Linked DNA regions of Homo sapiens: region 2 is linked to region 1. A link is an interaction called in ENCODE POLR2A ChIA-PET data of the cell type or tissue named here. Cell type or tissue: Panc1. All regions are shown on one strand. Each heading gives the region's core, and the rest is flanking DNA. Links, peaks and the distances in the headings are about the cores only.

Region 1 (8,707 bases), core at 2,435-4,934:
TTTTTTTTTTAAGATAGAAGAAGCAGGAAGGATCACTTAAGCCCAAGAGTTCCAGGCTGCAGTGCCACATCGTGCCTGTCAGTAGCCACTTCAGCCTGGGCAACATAGCAAGACCCTCATGTCTAAAATTAAAAATAAAATTTAAAAAAAAGAACTACTTCTAGTTGGTTAATAATCATGATAGTTTACACTGTATAATACTTTGAGATACCCAAGTACAAAGCTTTACATTTGCCTAAAAATTCCATTTTTGTCTGGTGTTCCATTTTTACTTCCAAAATCCTAGGAATTAAAGCACTTATTTTCCCTACCTCCTTCCAACTGAAAAAAAAAAAAAAAAAAACCTGTCCTAGGAATGTTTTGCCCAGGATTTGGTGCATTTGTATAGAACAGTATAATATACGTTAAAATAACAAATAACTTTGGTATCTCTTGAATACACTCAGAAACTAATTCTTCAGTGGTTTTGAAGTCTGCTTTGTTGAATCAATGTGCTTCTCCACCTGTGATGGAACATTATTATCAAAACCCTTTCCAAGGCAGGCTCAGGATTTAGCTGCCATCCCAAAACTGGAGGTCTCTGTCAAACAACTGATATTTGAGAACAAGTCTTTACACATTAAGTTCCAAGCCAATCATGAATTTCCAGGAAATTCACTTATGAAAGGGAATTTTATACCCTGCCTCTTCTCAGTGTGGATAACAGTCCCAGCTTTTAAAAAATACATTTATTTTACTCTCTCCAGACAAGAAAATTCCTAGAACTCAGTCGTTCTCTTGCCAGGTTAAATTCTGAGAGAGAAGGAATCCCCCAAAAGGTTCTAAACATCACTGGCCATCAGAAAGTATCTGTGTCAAAAGCATTTTTCCACAAGCTGCAGGTCCCACCCTGTTGCTGCGCTCTCTCATTCTCTTCTCCCAACTGCTTGCCTCTGCTGCTCATCACTGCCAGTTTGTAATAGTTGCTTAAGTAAGTACAGGTACTCCACCTCTTACTCCACCCCTCCCTCACCAAACTAGGTTTTGGACCCATCTTTGCTTATCCCAAAAGTTAAAGACAAGTTCTGTTCAACAAAAGATTAGACAGAACAATCGTTATGATCTGTTATACAACAAGTAACAGGGCCTTGTCAGTGCATTGTTTTCTTGTATATAGCCTCGGTCAAATTCTTAACCATCAGCTAGAGCTATGGGGACTCGGGTGTCCCGGGGCAAGAAGGAGTCAACCCTTAGACTATGGAAAAGATCAAAATGAAAGTTAAAGTGAGTACATGAGTGGCCATTTTATTGAGAGATTAGCTAGATCAAAGTTAATGAACGTGAATGCTATCACATTTCCTAAGTTGTGAACATTCATGTAGAAACTGGTTTGAAATTTACTACCATTTTATTATGACTGTAATAAAAATAATAGCCAAAGTGTAATAGTGCTGAGCACCAGGCCTCATGCAAAACTCTTTACCTCCACCATTTAATTCTCAAATCAAACCTTTGAGGTGGATCCTGTTATTACGGTGGGGAGATCTGTGGAGTTCCAGCAAGGGGTTGAGGCACTCAGAAGGCTTAGCATAAGCTACTTACCAAATAGTTTAGAAATTTTTCTATCTCTACCAACGTGTACCAACTGACTGTCAGCCATGGAAGCATTCTGAATAATTGTTAATTGTTCTCGTTGTTTTATAATTGTTGCTCTAGCTACATTTCACTTACAGGATCCGATTTTCCAGGAAGTCATCCAAAGGGCAGCATTGTTATTGCCAAGAGCAAGAAGGGGTGACCTTGAGATAATCATTTTACCCATCTGGGCCTCAGTTTTCTCATTTGTAAAATAAAAGGGTTGGACTAGGTAAGTTTTAGTTGTTCGTCAGTTCTAAAACTATAAATCTAGCCAACTTGACACACCATTGACAATAACTACAAAAATGAAATATAGGGAAAAAAAGTCTATATTTTCATTTTTATTTTTTAGAGACAAGGTCGCAGAATGTTGCCAAGGCTCGTCTTGAACTCCTGGCCTCAAGCTGTACTCTTGCCTCAGCCTCCTGAGTAGCTAAGAATCTATATTTTCAAATTCAATGTGTTTTAAGTCACTTTTGAGCCAGCTCCTTAAACAAACTCTATACCTACTCATTAAAAAGCCAGAGCAAATCTTTCCCATTACAAGAGTAAATGAAGTGATTGATTTAAAGACTGATGAAACTAGCCAGACTATCCCTCCCTATGACTTGCCTCCATGGCTGAAATTTCTGTCTTCTCCACTGGGATAAAGCAGCATATAGTTCACACTATTGATTTCTAATTGAACATTCACTCCCGTCCTTCCTTATTAATAGGGCTGTTTATTTTTGTTTTCATCTGCCAATTCTTTAGGTAACCACCCAAAACTCCAACTACAGAAAGGCAACTCAATTAGCCAATAAATGGGTTCCCTAATATGGTAGGAGATTTATCATGCTTACTCTCTCTTTCCAGACATACAAAAAGATTATATTTTTCCACACCCACCCCCAGATACCCTCCTCCCCTTGCAGTTGGGCTGGACCATGTGACTGACTAGCTATAGCCACCAGTCTGTAGTGGGTTGTGGGCAGAAGTGGTATGTGTCAATTCCAGGTAGAACAGTTCATGGCCAGCGTAAGTCCTTACAGTGTTTACTCTTCTCCAGACTCAAGACCAGTATTATCTTGAAAGTATCGGTAAAGCCTCTCTCGGCTTAACTTCCAAAAAAAAGGACAAGGTAGAGCAGCCTGCCTCCCATTTTCATCTGGTTTTAATAAGAAATACACCTTTGTAGTTTAAGCCACTGAGATTTGGGGGCATTTTTCAATGCAGTATGACCTAGCATCTAGGTTATGCTAGACTAGAATATGCTAGAATTAGAATAGTCCTAGACTATTCTAATTGATACACTTGAAAACCATTAGGACCAGGATAAACTGGCCCAATCAGACTGAAGGAAAGGATTTTCAGTCCATATCTGGGGGAAGGAGTTCTCTCTTTCCTGCCAGATATGAGCAAGTCAACCTGTAACCCAGATTGCCATTGGCAGCAATCTTGCAAGAGGAACTAACCTGAAAATGAAGTCAACCTACTGGCGATGGCAGACAGATAGAAAACCCTTGCAGATTTGATTGAGCTGTGGTCATACCACTCCTGAAAACTATTCTTTCCTGGACTATTAATTCTACAAAATAATAATTATGTTTGTTTGTTCCCACCATAACACTGTAAGCAAAAACTCTATCTTGTATATCTTTAATTTCATCTCAGTTCCTAACACAGATATGTCTCAAGAAGCACTAAAACGTATTGGATATAGCCAGCAATTATGGCTCATACCTTCACCTCAACATTTTGGGAAGCCAAGGTGGGAGGATCACTTGAGGCCAGGAGTTCAAGACCAGGCTGGGCAACCATAGCAAGACCCCTGTCTCTATTTTTTTAAATATATTGGATACATTAAAAACATTTTAATGTAATAGATCATACTCTTGCCTTCAGAAAAAAAAGTATTATCTGTATTAACAAGGAGAGAGAGTAATTTGATTCAATCCAATCTTCTTACAGATGAAGAGATTAAAACCTTGTAAGACATTACAAGGTTTATCAAGCTCATATAGCTTTGGTATGGCAAAATTGAAGTAGGGAAATAGCTAATAATTTCTTCATCAAAATTGACCATAGTTTCCAACTTAGGATAGAGAAGTATTGAGCCAGTATATTACTCTCAGACTTACTAGCTTTTTTGTAACCACATCACACCAATCTGGTTCAACTTTTATGTAACAAAGTTGTGAGTTGTTTTTCAGTTACCAATGGCCCCCCAGTTTGAAGGTCACCTAACCTGAACATGCCCAGATGAACCGAGTCTGCAACTACAGCGGGAACCTAAGTGCTCTGACTGAGGAGTGAGGACTGAATTAAGAAGGGGACACCACATTGTAGGATCCAGGATCTAATCGTATCAAGCTTGGCATCACCCCATGGCAGGATCCAATCAAATCATACCTCCCAGCATCACCTCATTGCAAGATCCAATCAGATCACATCTCATGACTTTATGCTTATAAAACCTGGCCCAGGCCAGGCGCTGTGGCTCACACCTATAATCCCAGCACTTTGGGAGGCCGATGTGGGCAGATTACTTGAGGACAGGAGTTCAAGACCAGCCTGGCCAACATGGTGAAACTCTGTCTCTACTAAAAAAATACAAAAATTAGCTGGGCGTGGTAGTGGGCACCTTTAATCTCAGCTACTTGGAAGGCTCAGGCAGGAGAATCATTTGAACCCAGGAGAAGGAGGTTGCAGTGAGCCGAGATTATGCTACTGCACTCCAGCCTGGGCAACAGAGCAAGACTCCATCTCAGAAAGAAAGAGAGAAAGAGAGAGAGCGAGAGACGAAAAGAAAAGAAAAGAAAAAGAAAACAAGCCCTGCACAGGGAGACAGAGTTGAGCATATCTTCCTGTCTCCTTGCGGTTGACTTGCAATAAAGCTTTTATTTTCTCAAAAGCCAGTGCCATGGTATTGGCCATTGGCCTCTATGCACATTAAACAGTGCTCAGTTACAATCTGACCTTGGGCAAGTTACTTAACCTCTCTGAGCTCTGGTTTTTCCATCTATAAGAAGGGATGATGTCCCCTAGCTCATGGGGTTGTATAAAATAAATGACTCAACATACAAAAAGCACTTAGTACAATTCTTGACATATAGTAAATGTTGTATACATTGCAGCCCTATTAAATGATGTTTATTCATAGCTAAACCATTTTTATGCATTAGGATAGATCCTGTTCTCCTTTACCATTCATTTAATTCAGACCATCGACCTGTATTTTATCATCTCATATAATTTTAACGTATACCTATATTAGTGTGTGGCCAGCACCCACCTTTCCTATAGGAACTACTGCTCTCATGCCCACATTTTTATTATGATGGCAGCGAGAGCTGTGTGACCGCTGTCCATTGCCCACACCTAATTGGTCAAGAGGGGGACACCTGACCCAAGATGGGACAATGAACCCATTCCTCCAGAATGTTTATAGATGTGAGAAGAGAGATTATCTCAGGCCTCACCTAGATATAAAATCTGGGAGAAGTCATTAGTCATTTGCCAAGTGGAGAAACTCATTCTGCATTAGAGAATAAAGTCAGTGGAAAGAGGAAGCAGAGAAGACAGAAGTATCCTTATACTGGAATTCTCAGTTCCAGGTTTTGCTGACCAGTAGTTGAATTTCTGCCTTTTCTTCTGCTTAGGCTCCTCTGTTTCTAGGCTTTCCCTGTATCCTTCCAATATTGTTTCCATCTTGCCTAAGCTATTTCCAGGTAGGTTTATTGTAGATGCAATTAATGCAATAATATGCTCTATTATCATAAAGTAAAAAAAATAAGAAGAGGAAAAATTTTTAGATGTATTACTTTTCATTAATGACCTGGATGATACCACTAAGAATATGACCATCAAGTTTATGAAAGTGAATCAACAAATTTTTATAAGATACTAACTATATGTAAGCTCCCAGTAGAAGACACTTCAGATTTACCTTCCTATATCTTTTCTCATTTTTCCATAATCACAAATCCCCATTTCTGGATAGTCCTATTGGAACTCAACTAAAATCTTACTTTTCCTAGTCTCCCCTGCAATGGATGTGGCTGCATGACTAAATTCTGCCTATTGAGATCTAAGCAGAAATATTGTGCAGTGCTTACATTTTTTAAAAAAATCATGAAAATGAAGGAGATGCACCCTTCTTATCGCTTCTCTCCATCCTATTACCTGAGGCATGATGATGTGATGACTGGAGCCCTTTCAGCCATCTTGGACCATGAGGAGGATAGCTGTACCCTGGGAATAACATAATAGTGACTGGGAGGGAGCTGGCTCCTTGACAACTTTGTCAAGCCTCCACGCCAATCCTGGATTGCTCATTTCCAAAATTATTTTGTGTAAGCTGCTGTTTTATTTAAGCCACTATTATCTAGGTTTTACTGTTATATGCCACTAATTCTGATACTATTGATACAATAATACCATTGCAGTTTAATAAATTCTGATACTATTGATACAATACCATTGCAATTTAATAAACTATATTGAGTTAGGCTGGATCAATAAGGCTGTATAAAAAGGAGCAAGGCCGGCGCCGGGTGCAGCAGCTCACGCCTGTAATCCCAGCACTTGGGGAGGCTGAGGCAGGCAGATCACGAGGTCAAGAGATCGAGACCATCTTGACCAACATGGTGAAACCCCGTCTCTACTAAAATACAAAAAATTAGCTGGGTGTGGTGGCACATGCCTGTAATCCCAGCTACTTGGGAGGCTGAGGCAGGGGAATTGCTTGACCCGGGAGGCAGAGGTTGCAGTGAGCTGAGATTGCGCCACTGCACTCCAGCCTGGCGACAGAGCAAGACTCTGTCTCAAAAAGAAAAAAAAAAGAAACAACGCTGGGTGCAGTGGCTCACACCTGTAATCCCAGCACTTTGGGAGGCCGAGGTGGGTGAATCACAAGGTCAGGAGTTCGAGACCAGCCTGGCCAAGATGGCAAAACCCCATCTCTACTAAAAATACAAAAAAATTAGCTGGGCGCTATGGTGGGCGCCTGTAATCCCACCTACTCAGGAGGCTGAGACAGGAGAATCATTTGAACTCAGGAGGCAGAGGTTGCAGTGAGCCGAGATCACACCACTGCACTCCAGCCTGGACAACAGAGTGAGACTCTGTCTCAAAGAAAAACAAACAAACAAATCTGGCCCCGCACAGTGGCTCACACCTGTAATCCCAGCACTTTGGGAGGCTAAGGCGGGTGGATCACCTGAGGTCAGGAGTTCGAGACCAGCCTGACCAACATCGTGAAACCCTGTCTCTACTAGCGCCTGTAATCCCAGCTACTCAAGAGGTTGAGGCAGGAGAATCACTTGAACCCGGGAGGTGGAGGTTGCACTGAGCCGAGATCATGCCATTGCACTCCAGCCTGGGCAAGAAGAGCAAAACTCCATCTCAAAAAAAAAGAAAAGAAAAAGAAACAAATCTAGAAAGGCTCTTGAAAGAACTATTACAGAAACAAGTACATATTATTATATTTTAAAAATTAAAAATCCAAAAATAGACAATCTGGGGAAGGATGGGTAGGAGCAAGGTCATAAGGAAAAATTGCAGCCAAAAAAAAAAAAAAAAATTAACCACTATCAGTATGATATAAATACTTGCTCCAGCAAGAATAAACCTTGCTAAAGTCACTAAAGTTCCAATGTTCAGCTTTTCAGAGGCAAAAATTCTACCTTATATGTTAACCCAAGGGCAAATTAGAGTCTGATGGGAAAACACTAACTCTAACCAAACTGACAAAAGTCTGAAAAACCAGAGGCCCTCTTGAAAGCAGAGATCCTGCCTATCTGTCTTGATCCCCACCATGTAGCATATTTATTGAATGAGTTAATTAATTTTCATTGCAATATAACTGCCAACAGGATTGAGAAACATAACCTCTGGTTAGTCAGGATCTTCTAGTTTCCATGGGAACAAGGCCATATAAAATCATGGTTCAGAATGTTGATTCTAACTATATTTGAATCCTTGCTCACCAATTAATAGCTGTGAGACCTTGGGAAACTTTAAAACTCTCTGTCTCATTTTTTCATATCTGTAAAGTAGGAATAATAATAGTATCTACATCATAGGGTTGTTGTTAGTATTAAATAAGTTATTACATATAATACTCCTAAGAACAGAGCCTGACACTGAATAAGTACACCATAAATATTAGCCATTTATGGCTCTACAAAAATCCTAAACTAAAGCAAGCCTTTGCAGACCCTATAATTATCTGATCTAAATCCAAAATCAAGATAACATGAAAACAGAATCTAAGGAAGCAGAAGAAAGAAGTGATTGACAAGATTTCCTAGACCAAAGTCTGAATGTCATTTCAGTTCTGCAGTACATGCTATAACACAACTGTTGGTATTTAAAGCAAGGACTAAAGGTTCTAAAAACAACTCCCTATAAATTGTGCTGGTGTGATTTACAAGTAGACTTATAAACCTACATAGATAGAGGTCAAGTGGGGTTAACTTGTATTTATTTCAAGACTGATCATTTAGTTTAAAATATACTCCAGGCGGGCACAGTGGCTCACACCTAAAATCCCAGCACTTTAAGAGGCTGAGGCAGGAGATTGTTTGAGCCCAGGAGTTGGAGACCAGCATAGGCAACATGGCAAGAACCCCATCTCTACAATTTTTTTTGCTTTAGACGGAGTCTCACTCTGTCACCCAGGCTGGAGTGCAGTGGCGCGATCTCGGCTCACTGCAAGCCGCCTCCCTAGTTCATGCCATTCTCCTGCCTCAGCCTCCCAAGTAGCTGCGATTACAGGCGCCTGCCACCACGCCCAGCTAATTTTTTGTATTTTTAGTAGAGACGGGGTTTCACCGTGTTAGCCAAGATGGTCTCGATCTCCTGACCTTGTGATCCACCCGCCTCGGCCTCCCAAAGTGCTGGGATTACAGGTGTGAGCCACCACGCCCAGCCCCAGATTTTTTTTTTTTAATTAGCTGGGCATGATGGTGCATGCCTGTGGTCCTAGCTACTTTGTAGGCTGAGGTGGGAGGATAACTTGAGCCCAAGGTTGAGGCTGCAGAGAGCTGTGTTCATGCACAGCATTCCAGCCTGTGGGACAGAACAAGACCCATTCTCAAAAAAAAAA
Region 2 (8,707 bases), core at 2,902-5,401, 250 kb after region 1:
ACATGGACACATAGAGGGGAACAGCAGACACTGGGGCCTATTGGAGGGTACAGGGAGGAGGGTAGACAATGGAGGAGGATAAAGAAAGATAACTAATGGGTACTAGGCTTAATACCTGGGTGATGACATAATCTGTACAACAAACCCCCATAACACAAGTTTACCTGTATAACAAACTCGCACAGGTACCCCTGAAGTAAAAAAAAAAAAATCATGTCCTCTGCAGCAACATGGATAGAACTGGAGGCCATTACCATAAGCAAATTAATGCAGGAACAGAAAAGCAAATATAGTATGTTCTCACTTATTAGTGGGAGCTAATCACTGAGCACACATGGACACAAAGAAGGGAACAACTGACACCAGAGCCTGCTTAAAGGTGGAAGGAGGGAGAGGGTGAGGATCCAAAAGCTACTTAATGGGTACTATGCTTATTACCTGGGTAACAAAATAATCTGTATACCTAACCCCACAACAAACAATTTACCCATGTAACAAACCTGCACAGGTATCCACTGGACTTAAAATAAAAATTGGAAAGAAAAAATGAAAATAAAAAATAAAATTAAGTAAATAAATAAATAAACATCACCCAGAGTTAACAATCCACATTTGGTGTGTTTGCCTGGGGTATTTTTCTGTGTATATAAACATACCTTTGTTAAAAGAAAGGATGATCATACTTATGACTCAAGGGCAGTGGTTTCTCTTTTCACCAAGGGACCCCGAGTCCCTCCAGACAACCTGCAGATCCTACAGCGTTTCTCTCATCCCTGCAATGGAAAGAGAGTCTCACATTCAAAAACAGTTGAAAATAAGCCTAAGAGTAGCCTCCTGGGTTTCCAAATAAGGAGACCTTGGAAATAGAACCTGTTCTACCTGATAGAGGCCTTCAAACTTTCTGCTCTGCAAGCCATTTTGGAAAGACAATTTTCCCTTACGGATCACCTTGTCTATGTAAAACGATTTTTTAAAATTAAAATTGAGAAGATTTCCACTTAGTAAAACATATATTGCTACAACCATTATTGTTAAAATGCATATTTGTAGGCCCTTTTAAATGTGAAACTGAATTTGCTGTAGGAAATACTTTTGAAAACCTCACATTTTTCTGTGGCAGGTCCATGAATCACCAAAGGTACCCATGTAGAACGTAAATGCAAATATGTTCCTCTGGGTTCTTTCAGTATCTGACAAAATGTCATCTTTTCATCAATGTTACCAAGTTATCCTTTGCTTCTGCCCTGAAACAGGTGTTTTCTGGCTGTCAGAAATTGTCTGGGTCTCTTCTCCTCTATAACATCTGGCCCCTCCTGCCAGATTCTGCCTCAACCTTGATTTCTCCAATAACCCAGCTTAACCCAGATTAGGGGTAAAACTCCAGGGCTCTGGACCCTTGGGAGGGGGCACCCAATGCTCACATGGCTTAGAGTGCATTGTTAGGAGAATGTGTCCTAACAGTGATGTCACTTGAGTGGCACTCAACACTTAGTTCTCAAGCGAAGCTGCAGTGGCAGGATGGCCCAGCTGGGCTCAGCAAGGGTGGTTCTACCTGCTCTCCCATCCCTGTGGCAACTGCCTTGGATCAGTCAGGGATCTCCAGAGAAAGAACACCAATAGAAGATATATAGACATATATAAGAGGAGATTTATGATGGGAATTGACTCATTCAATCATGGAGGCAGAGAAGTCCCATAATCTGCCATCTGCAAGCTGGAGAATCAGGAAAGCTGGTGGTATCATTCAGCCCCACGCCAAAGGCCTGAGAACCAGGAGCTCAGATGTCTGAGGGCAGGAGAAGATGGACGTCCCAGCTCAAGGACAGAGAGTATTTGCCCTTCTTCAGCCTTTTTGTTCAGTTTTGCCCCTCAACAGATTAGATGGTACCAGGGAACATTGGTGAGGGCAGATCTTTACTCAGTCTACTGGTGCTAATGCTAATCTCTTCTGGAAACACCCTTGCAGACACACCCAGAAAGAATGTTTGACCAGCTGTCTGGGCATCTATAGGCCCAGTCAAATTGACACATAAAATTAACCCTTGTGTTTTTTGTTTGCTAGTTTGTTTGTTTTGACAGTGTCTTACTCTGTCACCCAGGCTGGAGTGCAGTGGCATGATCTTGGCTCAGTGCAGCCTCAACCTCCCAGGTCCAAGCAATTCTCCCACATCAGCAGCCTCTGGAGTAGCTGGAATCACAGGCATGTGCCACTATAACTAGCTCATTTTTAAAATTTTTGTAGAAATGGGGTCTCACTCTGATACCCAGGCTGGCCTCAACCCCCTGAGCTCAGTCAGTCCTCCTGCCTCAGACTCCCAAAGTACTGGGATTACAGGTGTTAGCCACCATGCCCAGCCTCATGTGCTTCTTTTCACTTTTCACTCTTGCCACAGCCCAGATGTGTTCTTTCACACTTAACAGCCCAGATGTGTTCTTTCTCTCAGGCTGATGCGTGCTTCTGAACAGCTGACCCTGAGGCCTTCATCCACCTCTTGACCAGGACCCCCTCATCAGGGCTTCCATCCAGGTAAGGGTGTTGGACCATTTCCAGCTCAACCCCTTTCGAAAGCATGGCCTCTTTCTCTGTGGGCTCACCTCCCAGCACCCAAGGAGTCGACACCAGGACTCCAGAACCTACTTCAAAGCAACACAAGACCCCTTCCACTCTCCCAGCCCTACCATCTCACACACACACACACACACACACAGCCTCTCCTTCCATGGGCAGAAGTCAGTGTAGAGGCAGGAGCTCCAAGCCCTGAGACCATCAGGATAATTTCATTATGTCCTTCAGCCGGGCGCGATGGCTCACACCTGTAATCCCAGCACTTTGGGAGGCTGAGGCAAGCAGGTCACCTGAGGTCAGGAGTTTGAGGCCAGCCTGGCCAACACAATGAAACCCTGTCTCTACTAAAAATACAAAAATTACCCAGGTGTGGTGGTACACGCCTGTAGTCCCACGTACTCAGGAGGCTGAGGCACGAGAATCACTTGAACCCAGGAGGAAGAGGTTACAGTGAGCCGAGATCATGCCACTGCACTCCAGCTGGGTGACAGAGTGAGATCCTGTGTCAAAAAAAAAAAAAAAAAAAAAGTCCTTCATCTGTCACCAACAGAAACCTAGGATGCCCAGCTCATCCCTCGCCACTGGTTCCATTCTCCATAAGGCTTAGATGTCACCTATTAATGAGGCATCCCCAGAAAAGCACACCCATCTGTATTTCCTATCCTGTTCCCTGCTTTATTTTTCTCTATAGCAGGTTTCTCGCTTATAGCTTTCTTATTTATTTTGCTTATTTTCCAGCCTCTCCCACTAAAATATAAGTTCCACAAAAACAGATATCTTTGTTTTGTTCCTTGCTGTGTTCCCAGACCCTGGAACACAGTGTGACAGAGAGAGGGAGAAAGAGGCTTAACTTTCCATGAAGAAAAGTTTTAGAGGCCGGGCGCGGTGGCTCACGCCTGTAATCCCAGCACTTTGGGAGGCCGAGGTGGGCGGATCACTTGAGGTCAGGAGTTCGAGACCAGCCTGGCCAACATGGTGAAACTCCGTCTCTACTAAAAATACAAAAATTAGCCGGGTATGGTGGCGGGCTTCTGTAATCCCAGCTGTTCGGGAGGCTGAGACAGGAGAATTGCTTGAACCCGGGCACCAGAGGTTGCAGTGAGCTGAGATTGTGCAATTGCATTCTAGCCTGGGTGACCAGAAACTCCAGCTAAAAAAAAAAAAAAAGGTTTTAGAAAAGCGTTTCTCCTCTCAAGTTCCCTTGAGATGTGACTCAGACAATGTTTCCCTGCCAGCTTTTTAGAGTCCTTCCTCACTCTTAATGCACCAGACTTCCAGCTCCTCTCCCAAACCCTGGGAGTGCCAGAGCCCTCTGGGGTCAGTAGGGCCCCTGTGGGAAGCAGCTGTCACATTCCTCACGGGTTCACGTCTTGCCAGGGCCAGCACAGCAGTTATTGCAAACACTTTTTCAAAGATCTGTCAGGTGAGGAGCCCCCTTGGACCATGGCACAGCCCCTACTGGTTTCCCACCCTGAACCGTCTCCTTCCTGGGTTACAGAGGGCACTTGATGCAGGCCTGCCGAAAGGGAAAGTTGCGGAACTGAGAGAAGCAACTTTCTGATTACAAAACTGAAACGAATCTAAAGCCAAAAAGTTCTGCCTACTTACAGTGGCTGGTCTCCAGGCCACAGCCAATGCTTGCAGCTCAGAGCTGCAACCCAGTCATTGCAGGTGTGGCCACGGCTTTTGCTGGGAGGGGGCCTCAGGCAGCCTCTTCTGCCCCCACTGCCAACAGAGCTGAGAAACGCAGTGGGCATCGCCAGGGCTGCTGCTGGAGCGGGAGGAGGCAGGGCCCTTGCACCACAAGGCCTGGCAGAAGCACCTGGAGGCCAGCGCTTTGCGGGACTCGCCTTAGCCAGCTGAACAGAGCAAGGATTCCGATTCACGTGGGCCTGCACGGGTTTGGGGGAGAGGGGATGAAGAATGGGATTTAAGCAGGAGATAAGCAGAGGGAAGGAAAGGGAAACAGGCAGTGCCTAGCATAGGCCACCAGACAGTTACCACCATGCTAACAGAGTTATCATTAAATGCTTTAAGGGAAAAAAATCATTTTTTCTTTTTTCTTTTTTAACCAACCATACTCTGAACTCTGAGAAGCTAGAAAATCTTTTTCTCAAGTGGCCTAGTGGTTAAGAGTCAGGGAACTATTATACAGTTAGTCACACCTGGACTCAATTTTGTGCTCTGCCTCTTCCCCTCGGAGTCACCTTGAATAAATGTCTTCACTTCCCTAAACCTCCCTTTCCTCATCTATAAAAAGATGACAGTAGTTCCTACCTCTTAGGGTAGTTGTAAGGATTAAGTAAGGTAATGTTTCTAAAGCTCTTAGCACGGTGCCTGGCACACAGTAAATGCTAAGTTCCTCTGATTGCATATGTACTCTCTCAAATGGCAGCATTGTCAACATTCCCATGGTCAGCTACTTCTTCTGTAACTCCATTTATGTTAGATTTGAATCATGCAAAGTTATTTGCACAGCGAAGTAAAAGTTACTGCCATACTGCATGTAATCCAAAGCAAAAGTAAATGCTCCATTTCAACTATAAGCAGCTTTCCGTTCCTAGCACAACTCAAATGGAAAGATGTTGAAGTGACTTTTGCTTGTTTTTTATATTCACCAGAATTTTTCAGTATGATTTATACAGTAGCTTCATGCAGTTTGAGATCTCAGCCTCTCTTTGCTTTGCTGTCACCATTTTCAAATCTTCTAATCACATCCCATTCCCATCTCACTTCCAGTGTCACCACATTTCATTCCTTTGCTGTACTTCTTTTTTTTTTGAGATGGAGTCTCACTCCATTACCCAGGCTGGAGTGCAGTGGCACGATCTTGGCTCACTGCAACCTTCGCCTCCTGGGTTCGAGAAATTCTCCTGCCTCAGCCTCCCGAGTAGCTGGGACTACAGGCACGCACCACCATGCCCAGCTAATTTTTTTTGTATTTTTAGTAGAGACGGGGTTTCACCATGTTGGCCATGATGGTCTCCATCTCTTGACCTCGTGATCTGCCCACCTTGGCCTCCCAAAGTGCTGGGATTACAGGTATGAGCCACCGCGCCTGGCCCTGCTGTACTTTCATCTCTGTAAAATGGTACCATCTCTGTACCATTTTTGTAAAATGTCTTGTGAGTTTATCACTGGAGGACAAGGAGGAAACACAACCAAGTACTTTACTGTCGGTGCCTGAACTGAACAACAGAGGTGCAATAACCAGTCACCAACAGACTTTTTAAGTAAGTGACATGGTTGGTCACTGATTGTGATGTGGGCATGTAATTTACCTAGTAATTTGTGGACTGAAGAGCTAGCAGCAAAGTTTGTACTTTATTCAATTACTCATAGTTCATATACTGTGGTAACTGTAATTGTACCATGTTATTGAAGGACTGGTGTTCTCAACTAAACCGTAGTAACTAAAATTTGTGCATATTGGAACTGTATAAGGCCAGCTCTGTGTGTAATGATGATGGGTGTTGGATGGCTTGCCATATGCCAGGCCTTGCTCTAGGTGTTTTACTCATATAATCCTTCCTACCCTTTGAGGAAGGTAGCATTACTGATCCCCATATTACAGAGGAGGAGACTTAGTCACAAAGAGATAACATGCCCAAAGGCATGTGGCTGGCAAGTGGCCTGTGTTTTTAATTACCATGCCATACTTCCATTATAGAGATGAGGATGCTGTATCAGGATCATGTGGCTCATAAGTGGTAGTGTGTGGGTGCTATCTATCACAGCTGCCTCTACCCCAGCCTACCTGGGAGGATCATCATTTCAACATAAAGTGGCTTTCAGCACTTCCCCAGCTCACAGAAAAAGAAAGATGCAGCCTCAAACACCACCTATGTTTCCCAATTTTATTTGTTAATTTTTTTAATTTTTTTTTTTTTGTAAGAATAGAGGCAGAGTCTCACTATGTTGCCCAGACTGACCTCAAACTCCTGGGCTCAAGTGATCCTCCCACCTCAGCCTCCCAAAGTTCTGGGATCACCCAGCTCACTGCATGAGCCACCATGCCTGGCCTTTATCTGTTCATTTTTGCATATGTAATACATGGGCCAAAATTCAAAAAGAACAAAGACTACACCATCTCTGTCTCAGGATATCCCACCTTCCAGCCTCATTTTCCTCCCCAGAGGCACCCAGTGATACCAGTTTCTTCTCCCTCCACTCTGGAACATCCCATGTCACCCACCCCTCTCAGATATCTATTAAAAGTTTGATCAGGGGTGCGGTGGCTCACGCCTGTAATCCCAGCACTTTGGGAGCCCAAGGTGGGAGGATCACTTGAGATCAGGAGTTTGAGACCAGCCTGGCCAACATGTAGAAACCCGGTCTCTACTAAAAATACAAAAATTAGCCAGGCATGGTGGTGGGCGCCTGTGATCCCAGCTACTCAGGAGGCTGAGGCAGGAGAATCACGTGAACCAGAGAGGCAGAGGTTGCCGTGAGCTGAGATCACGCCACTGTACTCCAGCCTGGGCGACAGAGTGAGACTGTCTTAAAAAAAAAAAATAGAAAAAGAAAAAGAAAAAGAAAAACTTATGCCCAGAATCCTGGGTTATAGCAAATTTATTTATTTATTTATAGACGGAGTCTCTCTCTGTCGCCCAGGCTGGAGTGCAGTGGCGCCATCTCAGCTCACTGCAAGCTCCTCCTCCCGGGTTCACGCCATTCTCCTGCCTCAGCCTCCCTACCTACAGGTGCCCGCCACCACGCCCGGCTAATTTTTTGTATTTTTAGTAGAGACGGGGTTTCACCGTGTTAGCCAGGATGGTCTCAAACTCCTGACCTTGTGCTCCGCCCGCCTTGGCCTCCCAAAGTGCTGGGATTACAGGCCTGAGCCACTGTGCCCGGCCAACAATTTTAAATGTAAGAAAAAGTCACTAAGAAAAAGTTACTGAAGAATCAAAATCTTTTAAAAGTTATCTTTGGGTTATTTGTTTTGTTTCCAGGAATTTGAGAAGGATTTAAACACCATGAAGAAAAAGAGTTTGCTGTGAAATTTGTGGAGGGAAGAGCAATAAAAAGTCAACATCTCCCAGCGGGACAGGACGAGTGCGCTGCTATTTCCCGAAAGGCGCTCAGGAAGGGCCCTGCCTCCGGGTGGGGAGGAGAGGCGGGCAGCCTGGACTTAACCAGAGCCTGCCAGTTGCTCGTGTTTATTGAGGGCCATCTGCTCTCAGGGCCCTCAATCTTGTACTCGGTCTATTTGGAAAAGGATTTAAAGGGCAAAGAAAATAATATCTTCATCTACTATTCGGGCTTTTCCAGGACAATACTGATTTCAAATATTTTATCCTCCTGTCGCCTTAAGCTATCACAAATGTTTTAGAAATCCCAACTTCGTAGTGTCTAAATGGAATTTTCAGAATTGCCTGTAAACCTCTTACCTTCTGCAGCACAAAATCCTTTCTCTGAACACACATCTCAGATTTTTGGCTGGGATAATACAGTCATCATAGAATACTGAACAGAAGGAATTTCAAGGAAGGCAATTTAAAGTTAGAGGGAAGAGCAGTAAATGTAAAACTATAAACAAATAAAAATGAAATAATAGCTCGTTCTTATTGAGAGATTTAGTGCCGTGCTTATGGTTGTGGATACTGAAGCCAGTCTCTCTGGGTTCATATCCCAGCTTTGATACTTACTAGCTGTGTGACCTGGACAAGCCAGTTAACCTCTCTGTGCCTCAGTTTCCTCATCCACTAAAATGTGGAGAATGGTACAGGGTTATGAGGGTTTCGTGAGGCTTTTTTTTTTTTTTTTTTTTTTTGAGACAGAGTCTCGCTCTGTTGCCCGGGCTGGAGTGCAGTGGCACGATCTCGGCTCACTGCAAGCTCCGCCTCCCGGGTTCACGCCATTCTCCTGCCTCAGCCTCCCGAGTAGCTGGGGCTACAGGCGCCCGCCACCACGCCCGGCTAATTTTTTGTATTTTTAGTAGAGATGGGGTTACACCGTGTTATCCAGGATGGTCTCGATCTCCTGACCTCGTGATCCACCCACCTCGGCCTCCCAAAGTGCTGGGATTACAGGCGTGAGCCACCGCGCCCGGCCCTTGAAGCTTAAGTATATTACAACAGGAATTTAGAGCTGAGCCCGGGGCAAAGGAAGCACTTTATTCGGATTTGCTCTTGTCAT

The links. Peaks named below come from ENCODE experiments on the same cell type or tissue, not always from the same donor. Only the 100,000 strongest peaks of a DNase experiment are listed, where the experiment ranks them.
Region 2: POLR2A ChIA-PET joins it to region 1 with 13 read pairs; 21 of 35 experiments call an interaction of 5 or more read pairs at or near these places.

The regions. Positions count from the first base shown.
Region 1 is chr14:65,402,212-65,410,918 of GRCh38, reverse strand. FUT8-AS1 (FUT8 antisense RNA 1) reads left to right here. Exons shown (of 1, transcript NR_024334.1): 1 at 1-327. It also overlaps a transcript of FUT8 not described here. Among named protein-coding and RNA genes, the nearest start is that of FUT8-AS1, 6.1 kb to the left of the region's middle. In Panc1, for the core only: no CTCF peak of the experiment used is centred there; no DNase peak of the experiment used is centred there.
Region 2 is chr14:65,152,295-65,161,001 of GRCh38, reverse strand. It overlaps LOC124903329 (a long non-coding RNA gene), which reads left to right and starts at 2,445. Exons shown (of 2, transcript XR_007064206.1): 1 at 2,445-2,527; 2 at 7,522-8,707. In Panc1, for the core only: no CTCF peak of the experiment used is centred there; no DNase peak of the experiment used is centred there.